2 separate regions of the Mus musculus genome follow, and region 1 is linked to region 2. A link is a contact called in ENCODE Hi-C data. All regions are on one chromosome and are shown on one strand. Each heading gives the region's core, a stretch centred on a gene start or an enhancer-like site at or near the end of the contact. The rest is flanking DNA. Distances are from core to core; before and after follow the strand shown.

Region 1 (6,512 bases), core at 762-3,261, 38 kb before region 2:
CAGCCCACCAGAATCTGTGATCAACCTCAGGGCAACCTTATCCTAGGCTGGGGTTCCTACTTCCATAACCCACCGAGCTGCTGCTTCTTGCTGTTCTTCCGACGGGGTGAGGACCCATAGCTCTGAAAAGGACGTTTGGCACCTGGAAAGAAAAAAAAGTAAGGACACGAGGGAGAAAATGTGGGCCAGGGCAACAGCTTTGGGGTGCTCTGTTCCACAGGTGGGCCCAGGCAGAGAAGTATGAGACACCCTAGGGTTGTGAGAAGGCTATTCCTATAGTTTCACCAGTAAGCTCCACGCTCTAAGCAGGCCCACAGCAGGGCATCCTAAGCACCATGCCTATTAGGGAAGGCACAGGTTCTGTGAGACTGAAGCTTCCAATTGTTTAGTTGAGCCTGCAACTGGTCCTTGTCTATATACAAATTCACAACATGATACCTGCCTTCCTGCAGTTCCATGAGGTTGGGACAGAGTCATGAGAACAGGCTCCCTAGGTGACAGCTGACAAGGAATCTGGAGGGGTGAGACCAGCTATACTCAGTCTCTTCCGGGGCTCCAAATTATATCCCTGTATTAAAGGCAGTGTGGCAGGCCTTGAAAGTCACAGGAAGGGATGAAACGGGGCTTGGTCCATGTGTAGGGTAGACATGGTGGTCACTGACCACCACTAGCGTAAGGTGAAGACTGAGCAGCTCAGCTGGAACCCCAAACCCTAGTCCCAAATCTCACCATGGTACAGCTGAGGTCCAGGGCAGCTCTCCTCTCCTGCCCCTAGCTGCTTAGAGAATTCTGTAAAACAGAGCAGGACATAGTCCATTGAAGAAGATGTGGGATACGGTGTCTTGAAGGTATTGGGTGCATGGGTAGCTCTGAGTGGTGTCTGTCTGGGAACAATCAGAGGTTCCATGGATGTAAAACTGATGCCTAGTCATCTGCCAGGGAAGCAGGCAGTGCGCTCTGCAGGCAGCAATAGACAGAAGTGTATATGTATATACACAGTGAGGATGTTTGTCTGCACACAGCACTTTCACCTTGGTGGTGCGCAGCGACTGGCGGCTCCGGGATGGCTGGGAAGGCCCAGCAGGGAAGGTGGCTTGGGGGTGGGGATGGGGCAGTGTCACCCCCAGCCCCGTCGCCTCTCTACCTCTCGGGGGAGGGGGCCCGGGGGACTGGATGAACTGTCCCCAATGCGACCCGGGTGTCATTGCGCTGTTGGACCCCGGGGGGCAGGCAGTCATGCCCCTGGCCGTCTGGGCGAAGCTGAGTGAGCACGCAAGGTCGGCAGCGATGTTGACTACTCACCAGACTCGTCTTGCAACACGGATCAATCTCTGTGTGTACGTGTTCACATGCATGTGTGTGCTGTCTGTCTGCTCATGTATTTATAAGTATGTTCCTCCCACCTCTACATTGGTAGAGCTCATGGATGAGTCCCCACTTTTTATCTAAGGACTCCTTGTCCCTTAGCATCCTGTGCTGCTCCTCAGTCCTATGGTCAAGAAAGTGCCAAACAGAGCAGTCAAACTTTCCTGCTTATTAGTAGAGGCTGTGGTCTCCTGGCTGCCCTGCAGAAGGAAGCCGTTTGGTCACTGAAGGCATTTGGAATGTATGTCCTCTGTGTGTCCTCTCTGTGTGACCAGATGGATCACTGTGGGTTCTGGAGCTCTCCAGGCCACAAGGCTGTACTGGCAGCCTTGAACCTCCCGTTTGAGCCCTTACCATCTCTTGGGCCCCAGATGCTCACTAGTGGTATCTCCATGTCCAAAGGTACATCAAGCTCGAAGCACAGATCATTGATGAAAGACTTCCAGGTGGCCATGCCTTGGGCGAACAGCCTGTTGAGCTGACGGTGGATGACCTCAGGGTTGGAGGGCTCATAGCTGCAGTCCAGGTCCATGGTCGGGAGGAAGGACCTAAGCTTGGCACTCAGCCATTCTGGGTTTTTGCTCAGCAGCCTCACAAGCCAGGCCCACAGGTTTTCATTGTTCAGTCGGATGCTCTCAGCGTCCATCAGAAGCTGGCCGTGCAGAGAGGAAGGAAAACAGGTGAACTGGGGGTAGGTGAGTAGGGGGCAGGCAGGCTGGGGTAAGTGGCCTTGGGGTGGGTGTGTTTATGTGCCCTTAGCCGAATGCCAACCGAATCTAGAATCATCTGGGAGATGAGCCTCTGGCTGAACTTGTAGAGGATTATCTGCACTACATAATTGATATGGGAAGATCCATCTTGGCAGTGGATAGCATAATTCCCTGGGCAGGGGATCCTGGACCATATGAAGTGAAGGAAGGGATCTGGGCACTAGCATTTATCACTCTCTGCTTCCTGACAGTGGATTCAATGTTTCAAGCTGTGGTCACATTGACTTCCCAGGTGATGGACTGCACCCTTGAGCTGTGAGCCAAAGGACTCCTTTCTCTATTGTTAGTGAATTCTATTAAAGCAACAGAAAAGTAACTTTGCCTCTCCCATGTATCTCCTCACAATCAACTTCAGAGATGGGCCTGCTTCTTATCCTTAACTATACTCTGGCTAAGCAGAACGCACTATCAGCTCATCAAAGTATATGGGTCTCTAAGGATGCTGTTCCACGGACCAGATGTGCTGCTTTCAGTCTGGGTTAACTTCAGGACAAAGTCATCTAGCCATCCCCTAATATTGTCCTTCCTTTCTTTCTTAGTAGTATAATTCCCAACTATTCCCTGGTCATCCAGAATAGATGTAGCTAGTTAGATGCAGCTGCATCATGGGAGGATTGGCCAGTGGGATGCAAGTCAAATGTTAACTGCCTTCCTTTGCTTCTTCCTGGTGACTGGAATGTCAACAGGATGGCTAGCCCTTGGGCAGCTATGTTGGGTCATGAGGTAGAAGCTGGGGCTGAGAAATGTGTGGGTAAAGGTGCTTATCTTCCCTGGACTCTATGACTTTAGCCTTCCACTATATGATGGAGAGATACATTTCTATTTGGTTCAAAATGCATTTAAGGATTTCTGCTTAGAGTGAACTGAAGTCTTAAACTAACACAAAACATCTGCTTTTTCTCTTTAAGCTGACCTCATCCCAAAGATTTATTTTTATTTTTATTTTTATTTATGAGTCTGTGTCTGTGTGACTGAATGCCACATACTGGTAGGCACCTGCACAGGCCAGAAGAGGTCACTGGATTCTCTGGAGCTGAAGTTCCAAAGCAGTTCTGAGCCATCTGATGTGGGGGCTTGGATCTAAACCTGGGGCCTCTAGACAAGCAACAAGAACTCTTAACTGCTGAACCATCTCTCCAGTCTCCCCCTCTAGACTGAAACTCACCAAAAGCCTGCTGGGAAGAGTTCCAACAGAAGGCACAGGGCATTTACAAAGCAGAAGCCTAAAATAATAACTGATATTTGTGAGCTAGTAACTCCATAGGCAGCAGGAAGCTACCGTGGCTGTGCAACTTTTTTTTGTACTGTTCATGAACAGTTTTGAAAGTGTTCCTGGCACAATTATTTATAATAATTAAAAACCAGAAGCAACACAAATAGCCAACAGTTGGGATGGGTTAATTAAATGGTGGTCTATGTACGCTGGAATAAGGTGTTTTTCAATATATTTCTCTATCAACAGTGGCAATACTTAGAAAATATACACTGTGTTAGGCATGGTACTCTCTGGGTGTACTATAGGCTAGCCAATCCTCACATCTGCAGAAATATCATCTCTAACTCTAGAGAGTGGGAGGCTCCCTCACCCATGAGCTAGCTGGCCTTGTTACATTGATTGTGTAACCTGTGCATGTGGTGGGGGCGGGGTGCTGACCAGGCTCATGTCCCAGCTCCCTCCAGGCCCTCTCCTCCACTAGACTTCGAGCAGCTGTCTCTGCATAGACACAGAATATGTCTATATTATAAGTCACACAATATGCTCAGGTCCATGATCCTTAGGCTGGGACCACTGTCCCTGGAGAGTGAGTGACTCAGGTCAAGGAAGAGAGATGGAAGTGCCCAAGGTCAAATCCCAAGGTCATGGGCAGAGCTAGGATCAGAACTATGACTTCTTGGCTCCCAGGTCAGTAAACTCCAAAGCCTTAGATCCTCAGGTAGCATGAGACAAAGGCTTTGTGTGATTTTAACCCTAAGGTTGTATCCACTTACTGGGCTATGCTGTCTGGCAGCCATATTCCCTGGAAAAGAATCACTTGGGGCATCAGGGGACAGATGAAAGGAGGTCAGTGAGAGGCTATTTCTCCACTGGTGAAATGAGCTAATTCAATCCAGATTAGAATATATTAAAAGGCAGGTTTATTGGGAAGCTGCTCTCAGGTGAATTCATTGGCCCCAAGGCTAAGAGAGTTGCCATGGGGGTAGGGGAGAGAAAGAGAGAAAATGTATATGCAAAGAGAAGATGAAGAGAGAGCACAAAATGTCTGGATTGTATAGGGAGAAGCAGCCAGGGGGAAGGGCAACTGAGCCCCTGGGCTGGAAAGTTCAAGGGTGGGGGCAGGGTATGCCAAGTAGGGACTGAGGGATGCTGGGAGAACCTGGAGGCCAGGTCTGCTTTGATATGTAAAATATATAAAACACATACCTCAGTCCCTTTTCCCAGGGTCTGAAACCAGTCTGGATAGGTGACACTGGTGTGGCTCCTTATCCTCTCTTCAGTCTATCGTGGAATCTTGGTTTCCCCATAAGGGTCTTGGAATAAGACACCAAGCTCATGGTGTTAAACAACCACTGCTGGGATACAGGGTGTACCTTGTCATTATAGACATGGTGACTTCTCTGAAAAACAGCCTTGGGGACAGGATTTCAGCAAAAGATCCATGGCCCAAAGCCAAGAGATGATTATAGGCCAAGTTTACTACCAGTTCTTCGTGGTGGGCCTTGGGGACACGTACAAATGTCGAGCTTGCCTTCTTCTGGGCCCTTGATGGCATCACAGGACCCTGTCCGCTTGCATTCAGCTGTGGCTGTGAGATTCCTTTTGTCTGGTGAAATACATTTAAAAACAACATAGGTCACGTTTGTACAGATGTTTCCAGAGCCAATGTGTGACTCACTCTGATCTCTTCTCCCCTGATGCACTTCAGGTCATGGCTACTCCTTTAGCCTGAGTCTGGGCCAGAGGACAAGGTGGACCAGTGCTTCCTTCCATTCAAACATCAGGAAAGGGAAGCCAGGAAATGTTGCTTTGGGGGCTATTTGTTACCACAGCAGAACCTAGCTGACACATACTTAGTGTGACCTTGAGCTGGTTTCTCCCCTGACTGTTGTGGGGAAGTAGATGAAGCCTTGGGTGACCATATCTCATTGGTGTGAGTGTGGTTATGATGAAGAGCTCTAATCCTGAGACTTATGGAAACGACAAAGCCTTTGTCCCTGGTGGGAGTGTAAACGTGTAAATGCAGGGCCCACAGTTTCCTTTCCTGGATGTTTATAGCCTGGGACAGCTCCCTTACAGTGACCCCTCCCTGCCCAGCTAACCCCTCCACCCCTATGCTACGAAGTATAAGTATAGCCAAGTTCCTGATAGCACAGTAGGCACCCTCCATCTAAGCCAGCACAACCCAACAGATCCCTACTTTTCTGAGTGTATCTGTTGTTTCTTCATTCCTGCTCTGCCCCAGGTTTCCAGGACCAAGCTGTGCAAGACATGGCAAGGTATGTGCCTCAGTCATACCATCTATAAATAGGTAGAGTGGAAGCTCAAAGCTCTTCGAGATGTTCTGTGCCAATAATTTTCATTCTCACACTCAACAGGCCCCAAGGACAAGTTGTTAGGTCTGCATAATCCAGTTAAGACAGGTGACAGCACTCAACTCTCCCTGAGTGTCCTTGGCCAGGTGTTACAACCAGTAAAAACTCAGCTCTCCTTAAGGGTACTTAGACAGGTGGTATGCTTAGTTAAAGTATTGTTACAGATGTTTATGTTCCACAACTGGATAATGTGTAGAGAGTGAGAGACTTAAAATTCTCAGTCCTAAATGGGAATGTCACCATCACGCCTCTCCGCTCAAGGCTCAGGAGTCTATGCAAAAGGGGAGATAGGTTTTTTTTTTTCTTTTTGCTTGCTTATTTTTTTTTCCTTTAAAACAAACAGTAATGCTTTTATTCTGAGGCTTTTTTTTTTCTTTCTAATAAGGATTATCTCTTCCTGTTTTCTTTTTTTATTAATATTTTTATTACATATTTTCCTCAATTACATTTCCAATGCTATCCCAAAAGTCCCCCATACCCTCCCCCCCACTTCCCTACCCACTCATTCCCATTTTCTTTTCTTTTCTTTTTTTTTTTTTTTTTTTGGCCCTGGCGTTCTCCTGTACTGGGGCATATACAGTTTGTGTGTCCAATGGGCCTCTCTTTCCAGTGATGGCCGATTAAGCCATCTTTTGATACATATGCAGCTAGAGTCAAGAGCTCTGGGGTACTGGTTAGTTCATAATGTTGTTCCACCTATAGGGTTGCAGATCCCTTTAGCTCCTTGGGTACTTTCTCTAGCTCCTCCATTGGGAGCCCTGTGATCCATCCAATAGCTGACTGTGA
Region 2 (6,178 bases), core at 471-2,970:
CACTCTGTTGATCAGGCTGGCCTCGAACTCCCAAATCCACCTGCCTCTGCCTCCCAAGTGCTAGCATTAAAGGCTATCAACTACACTCACAGAAACATATTTGGTGAAGAGAGACGATGCTTTGCATCCTGAGAACACCTACAAAGAGGTTTTTGCTTGTCTTCTGTAGTAAGGATAGAACCCAGAATCTTCTGAAGCTAGGCAGATCTCTTGCCCTCTCAGCCGTGCCTTCCCCCAACACTTAAGTGTTTGCATCTCTTTTGCCACAATTCTCTGCTGGTGGTAGAGGAGAGATGCTGGGATGATGTATCAGATGTGGTTAAAAAAACAAAAGTTCCATCAAGCGCTGGCAGAAATGGCTTTTTATTTTTTTATTCTCTGCAGTCTGCATCCTCTGAGGATGCTAGTAAAGGGGCCTTCCTCTTTCCGATTGGGACACTTTGGTTGCTGGGATTTTTGTCTTTCAGCTTGTAGTTGCAGTCTCTGCCTCCCCAAGATGGCCGCCTTCCTGAGGTATCTATGTGGATATGCTGATCGCCTCTATTAGTGGGCAGAAGTCTTACTGGGCCCACCCTACAACCTCATCTTAAGTGTCTGCAGTCACCCTGTGTCCAAATAAGGTCACGTTCAGAGGCAGTGGGGATGTCTTCTTTACCCAACACACAGCACAAAATATGGGAGAAGAGAATCTACAGAGTTTTGTTGAACTCTTTCTAGAGGGAAGAGAGAAAGAGAGAGAGAGAGAGAGAGAGAGAGAGAGAGAGAGAGAGAGAGAGAGAGAGAGAGAGCACATAGACATTGACCAGGTACTGCTATCCTCGGGCTGGTCCGGGAACAGGTCTAGGCAGACTTTCCCAACCAAGTGCTTACTAGGCCTAAGCATACTTAGCTTCTGAGATCAGGCCAACCTGTGCTTTCTGGGCAGACCGGACTAAGCAGACTAAGGCACTAAGGCGTTCCCTTAGCTTCGGCATTTGTCCCATCAGGACCCCAGGCTCCTCACACTTGTGGCCGAGGCATTGTTTCTATTTCGTCTCACTCGATTCAGGAGATAAATTTTGAACATAATGTCTGTACTATAGATGGGGAACCAACCTTCCAAGATCTGAAATCGTAACTCATGGTCATGATGCACAGTATTGAGAGCACCCAGAGGTCCTATTCCAAGACAGATGGGCGCTGGTCCTGGAGGCAGGGCAGGCAAGGCATAATTGCTGGTGCTGGTCTGTGGACAGTACACCATGAGGGGCCTTATGAACTTCCAGTCACTCCCGCCCACTCTGTTCTCTGGTGGGAGCTCAGGCCTGGTGCCTTATTTTTGTGGCGCCGGGGACTCAAACCAGGGTCTGCCCTGTCTCTGAGCTACATCCCAGAGGGAACCTGGCAGGTTTCCGGGTTTCCTTTCTTTGCAAGAAAGCGATTCAGGAAGAGAAAGCTGCAGGTATGGCTCAGCTACACCCACCTTTGGTCATTTTCTAGCCTTTTCCCCCAATCATGAAGGTCAATTTTCAAAATACCTTTTCTGTATGAAGCCCCTCCCGCCCTTTTCAGAAGAATCCTGACAATATATACCAATAGTACTGAAGACCCAGAATTCTCCAGGAACCTCCCAGAGCTCCCAGCTCAGCTTTTCTGAGTGGAAAAAAAATGGTTTAAACCCCACGTGGCATTGTGGTAGGCCAGGGACAAAAGGCTGCCCAGGCTTACCCTTGTGACTGGAAAGTTTCAATGATCATTAGAAATACAGGTGATGGACATTCAAGAAACATCGTTCTCTTTTAAAACACAATATTCTGTTTTGTTTTTGTTTTTGTTTTTAAAGATCCCTGTCTTTTTGTACATTCCTTAATATCTAGTATTTGTTCCAACACAATGTTGGTAGCCAGAAGCCACCGACCTGAGGTTGGCAACTCTTAGAGAACGCAGCTTTCCTCTATAGAACAGCAAGTTGCTACGGTTCAGCCAAATTCTATCTGTCTAATAAAAGGTGGGGTTTTGTTTGTTTGTTTGTTTGTTTTGTTGTTTTGGCTGAAAATTCAGAATTATATGTAGCAAACAGGGCGGCTTCTGGATTATTATTAAAGCAAAGGCATTGAAAAGAAAAAAAAAAAAACAAGAAGAAAGTATGGTTGGGGGTGGGGGATGACAAGTGTGGCAGGCACCAGGAGAGGGGGCGCACAGACATACAAAGTTTTTTCCCAAACTGAGCCACTCCCTCCAATTTCTGTGGTCCCCAAATTACAGTGTCCGACTGCATTTTGCTAAGCCACCAGTACCCCAACCCACCCGGGCCCCTCAGTCCGTTTGTCTATCCACCTAGCCCCTGACACCCCCTCCTCTCTCTAGGCACAGATCTCCCTCCGCGCCCCGGCTTGGGCAGGTAACTCACCAGTTCAGCTCCCTCTCCACCGCGCTCTGTGGAAACTGAAAGTGGCCACTGAGCGGGCGCTGTTCGCTAGTTCATAGACTCTACTGCCGCTGCCGAGAAATCACGTGGATTCAAAGTGCCAGCCCCAGGGCGCGCGAGTAGCGTGCCCGGAACCCGCCGCGGCTTGGAGATCGCAGCGGGACATGCCTCTCTGACTACTGAGACTGGGTAAGGTGGGCATCTGCCAGGAAGTGGGTGGGGCCAGAGCGCAGCAGGACCCGCACAACCCTTCTTTCTACACTTCCCAGAGACGATGTAGGATGAAGGCAGGAGGAGCCACTGAGCAAAACTTCGTGGAGTTGGGTCCAGGGTCCAGTGGCGACAGCGGCTCATCACCTGAGACCTGACCTGGACAAGCGCGGCCTCCAGGTGTGTCTCTGCTGGTCCCTGGGTGCAAGGGTTGCCTAGGCTACAGAAGAAAGCTTGGTGCAGGGATAAGGGATGGAAAGAGGTGGGCGGTAAGAAAAGGACTACAGGGCCAGCGTCAGCCCTGGAAAGTTCCTGTCTCTGTTCCAAGTTCTACAACCTGCCCTGCCTCTTGTCTTTGTCCCAGAACAGGAGGCCAGGCTCCTCCTGAGGATGGTTTCTGTGACATCCCACAGTGAAGCAACTTTCCCAGAATGCTCTGGGGGAGGAATGGGGAGACAGTGCATTAGCACTGTAGGGCAGGGTCATCAGCACACCCATGACCCCCAAACCTCAGGCTCAAGTCCTCCTCTTAAGTGCTGGCTACATCACCTTAGGCCAGTGGTTCTCAGCCTTCCTAATGCTGGGACCCTTTAATACTGCAGCCTCACGCTGTGCTGACCCCCAACCATAACATTATTCTCGTTGCTACTTCATAGCTGTAATTTTGCTACTGTTACGAATCATAATGAAATCATTTGACTTGGCAGAGGTTGGGTCCCCCAGATTGAGAAACACTGCCCTAGACAAAAGTCTTGACTCTGAGTTTCAGTTCTGTCATCTGTCCTGAGGACCAGAGAAGGAGCACCTTCCAATTCCTTCAGAAGAAGTTAGAGCAGATGTGCTGTGTGCCCAAAACTCTTAAGAAATCCTTCTACGTTAGTCCCCTTCTTTGGATCTCAAATTCCTGTGACCTTCTAACCTCCTCCCTCCCGGGACCGAGCCGGAAATCTAGAAAGTTCTTGACAGGCAAGAGTGTGTGTGGGGGGGAGTCATTATTATTTTGACTGATTACTTATGTGTGACTCTTAGCTTTCCCAACCTTACCTGGCTCGCCTCTTACAAATAGATGCCTTGTTTTTAGCCAGCCTCCGTTTCCTATTGTCACATGGTGGAGTCCCAGCCTGTGGTACATGGTGGGCTGTCATCTGTTAGTGTGAGAAGAGTTACAGCCCAACAGTAAGGCTCACCCCATATTCTCCCAACCATTATGTGTTGCTGGACCTACATCCTTCCCTGCTGACAGAGGGCTTTCAGTGGACACAGACAAGTAGCCACCACCCAGAAAGACAAGCACGGGCCATATTTAGATGTACTTAAACCCACACAGCCCCATGAAGGATCCAGGCAGAGGTTAACATCTCATTAGATGTCTCATCCAGAGATGTCAAGGTCACACAATAATGGCAATGAGAAACACCGGATCGGAAACCCAGTTCCATGCCTGTTGTGGAAACAGGCCTGCCAATAAGGGTTCTGAGAGAACCATTTCCCCAGAGTTACCCTGTGTTCGGTCTGTGTTATGAAGGTATCCTATGAGCTCAGATGCTGCCATCTTCATGAGACTAGGACATTAGACCCTCTCCTGAGTTTCTGGCCACTCCTCCCAGTCACTTGTGTGCAATTCTGCCCTAATTGCATGAGGCCTCTAGACAGGGCAAGAGTATATAGGCTGGGGAGAACTAGAGGGGAAGGCTCCACCTATACAGCTCTGGGGAAGCCATCAAGCCATCGTCCATGCTGGGTGGAGACTTTCCAGTGTAGCTGCTTTGGGGTCACTGTGCTCTGTAAGTAAGAAAGTACAATAAACTCACTGGTTCCCCGGGGAGAACTGTGGTGAAACGGACTTTTGGGTTGTAATTAGGAGGGGAAGATAGATGCTGTTCACATCTCCCCAGGGAAAGACTTTTCATAGCAGCTCAACCAATGGCTTGAAAACCATGAATACCAGGTTCCCTTGGCTAAAGTACATAGGGTTCTTCTTTGGTGGCTTGCATGATTATCCACTTTGGAGAGCTGGGTCCCTGTGTGTGAGAACTGGCCCAAAGTGCCAGAAGATTGAAGAAGGGTGAACAGACGGAGACCTGGACAGAGTACACTTCACTGGGAACTTACTGCAAGTGTTACAGCTCTGAAGAAAAAGCCTTCCCCAATGGAACAGCTCTGCTCTGAGGGGGAACATTTCCCCAGTGCAACTGTTGCTGCTCTTAAGGCTAAGATATTCCTTGGCAGTTAGGTTTGTGTAACAAACCTCATGCAAGAGGGTATCTGCTATTGCTCAGGTAAGCAGCAACAATACAGGGAACTGAACAGGAGACCTCTTTGTGTGTGTATGTGTGTGTGTGTGTGTGTGTGTGTGTGTGTGTCCACAGGAGATTTCCAAGGCATGGATTGGTGAGATTTCAAGTCAAGCTCAGGGATTGGTGGGATTTCAAGACAAGCTCAGGGATTGGTGGGATTTCAAGATCAGGGATTGGCGGGTTTTGATAGGTTTTCAAACCTGGAAGTGGGCTCGAACCTTTAACCTTACACTTACAGATGGAAATATTAGGTGACTGTAAGACAAGTGGATCCCCACACCCCAAGGAGGTAGAAAGGGTCCTTCATTTGGGAAAAAAAGTCCCCTTTACCTAAGGCCTAATAAACCAGCAGCCTACAGACCAGCAGCCTACGGACCAGAGATGAGAAGATGTACTGCTCAGAGCCCTGGCTGGGGGAAGCACTGTTTGCTGTCTGGAAAGAGCAGAGCCATAGCCTCCAGGCAATGGATTCTAATCAGGTTTGCCAGCATCTGACCTGGGCCAAGGTTGTCCTGGTCCTTAGAGGTTAACCCAATGCACAGCTTCTGGAATGGGGGAGGGGGGCAAAGGAATGGGGGGTGGGCGACACAGAGGAGTAGGTTTCAGAGAGGGTCTGTCTGTTCTGTTCGAACAAGCCTCTGCTCTCTGGGTTGCCATAGATCCTGTTATATGCTCTCTGGGAACCTGTAAGTGCCCCACCCCCCAACAGACCTAGAGACCTGCTCCAAAATGACAGACAAGGATACTGGGGGTGGGGGCAGTACACCTGTTTTCTATTATTGCTAAGGATGCCTTCCAAGGTCCAAGCTAGGGTATGGGGGCTGCAAGAGGACACTCTAAAGGGCTTCTCAGAATGTCCTTAGTGATGTAAGAGTTTCTGGGCATGACATAGGGGTTACCTGGGTGGCAAGCTCTCCTGCCTATGCTCTGTAGCATTAAGGGAAAGCCTTGGGATTTAGGGGCTCCTTAAGGGAGAGATCCACTGTAGCTTCTAGCCAATGTCGCTACCCTAGAGACCATTACAGAGCCTGAAATTCCTGTTGGACATCTGGGGCTGACAAACACTTTTTTTTTTAGATTTATTTTTATTTATGTATGAGTGCTTTGCCTGTTTGTATGTATGCTAAGTGCATGTCTGGTGCCCTCAGGGACAGAAGATGGCATTGGATCTCCTGGAAACTGGAGTTAGGTACAGTTATGAACCACCACGAAGGTGCTTAGAGCCAAACCTGGGTCCTCTGCAAGAGCAACAAGTGCTGTTAAC

What was found. A loop is a pair of places that touch in the nucleus more often than their neighbours do.
Region 1: a map of heart shows a loop between it and region 2 (1.8-fold over the local background). The contact joins the promoter of Nlrc5 here to the promoter of 9330175E14Rik in region 2. A Hi-C loop is called at or near these places in 6 of 37 maps with a recorded cell type or tissue (Patski, T-helper 17 cell, heart and 2 more).

The regions. Positions count from the first base shown.
Region 1 is chr8:94,468,262-94,474,773 of GRCm38, reverse strand. It overlaps Nlrc5 (NLR family, CARD domain containing 5), which reads right to left and starts at 2,011. Exons shown (of 49, transcript NM_001033207.3): 1 at 1,720-2,011; 2 at 730-789; 3 at 74-142. The coding sequence starts at 2,011.
Region 2 is chr8:94,430,645-94,436,822 of GRCm38, reverse strand. 9330175E14Rik (RIKEN cDNA 9330175E14 gene) reads left to right here and starts at 1,720. Exons shown (of 3, transcript NR_015514.2): 1 at 1,720-1,987; 2 at 2,347-2,596; 3 at 2,677-3,696. It also overlaps a transcript of Nlrc5 not described here.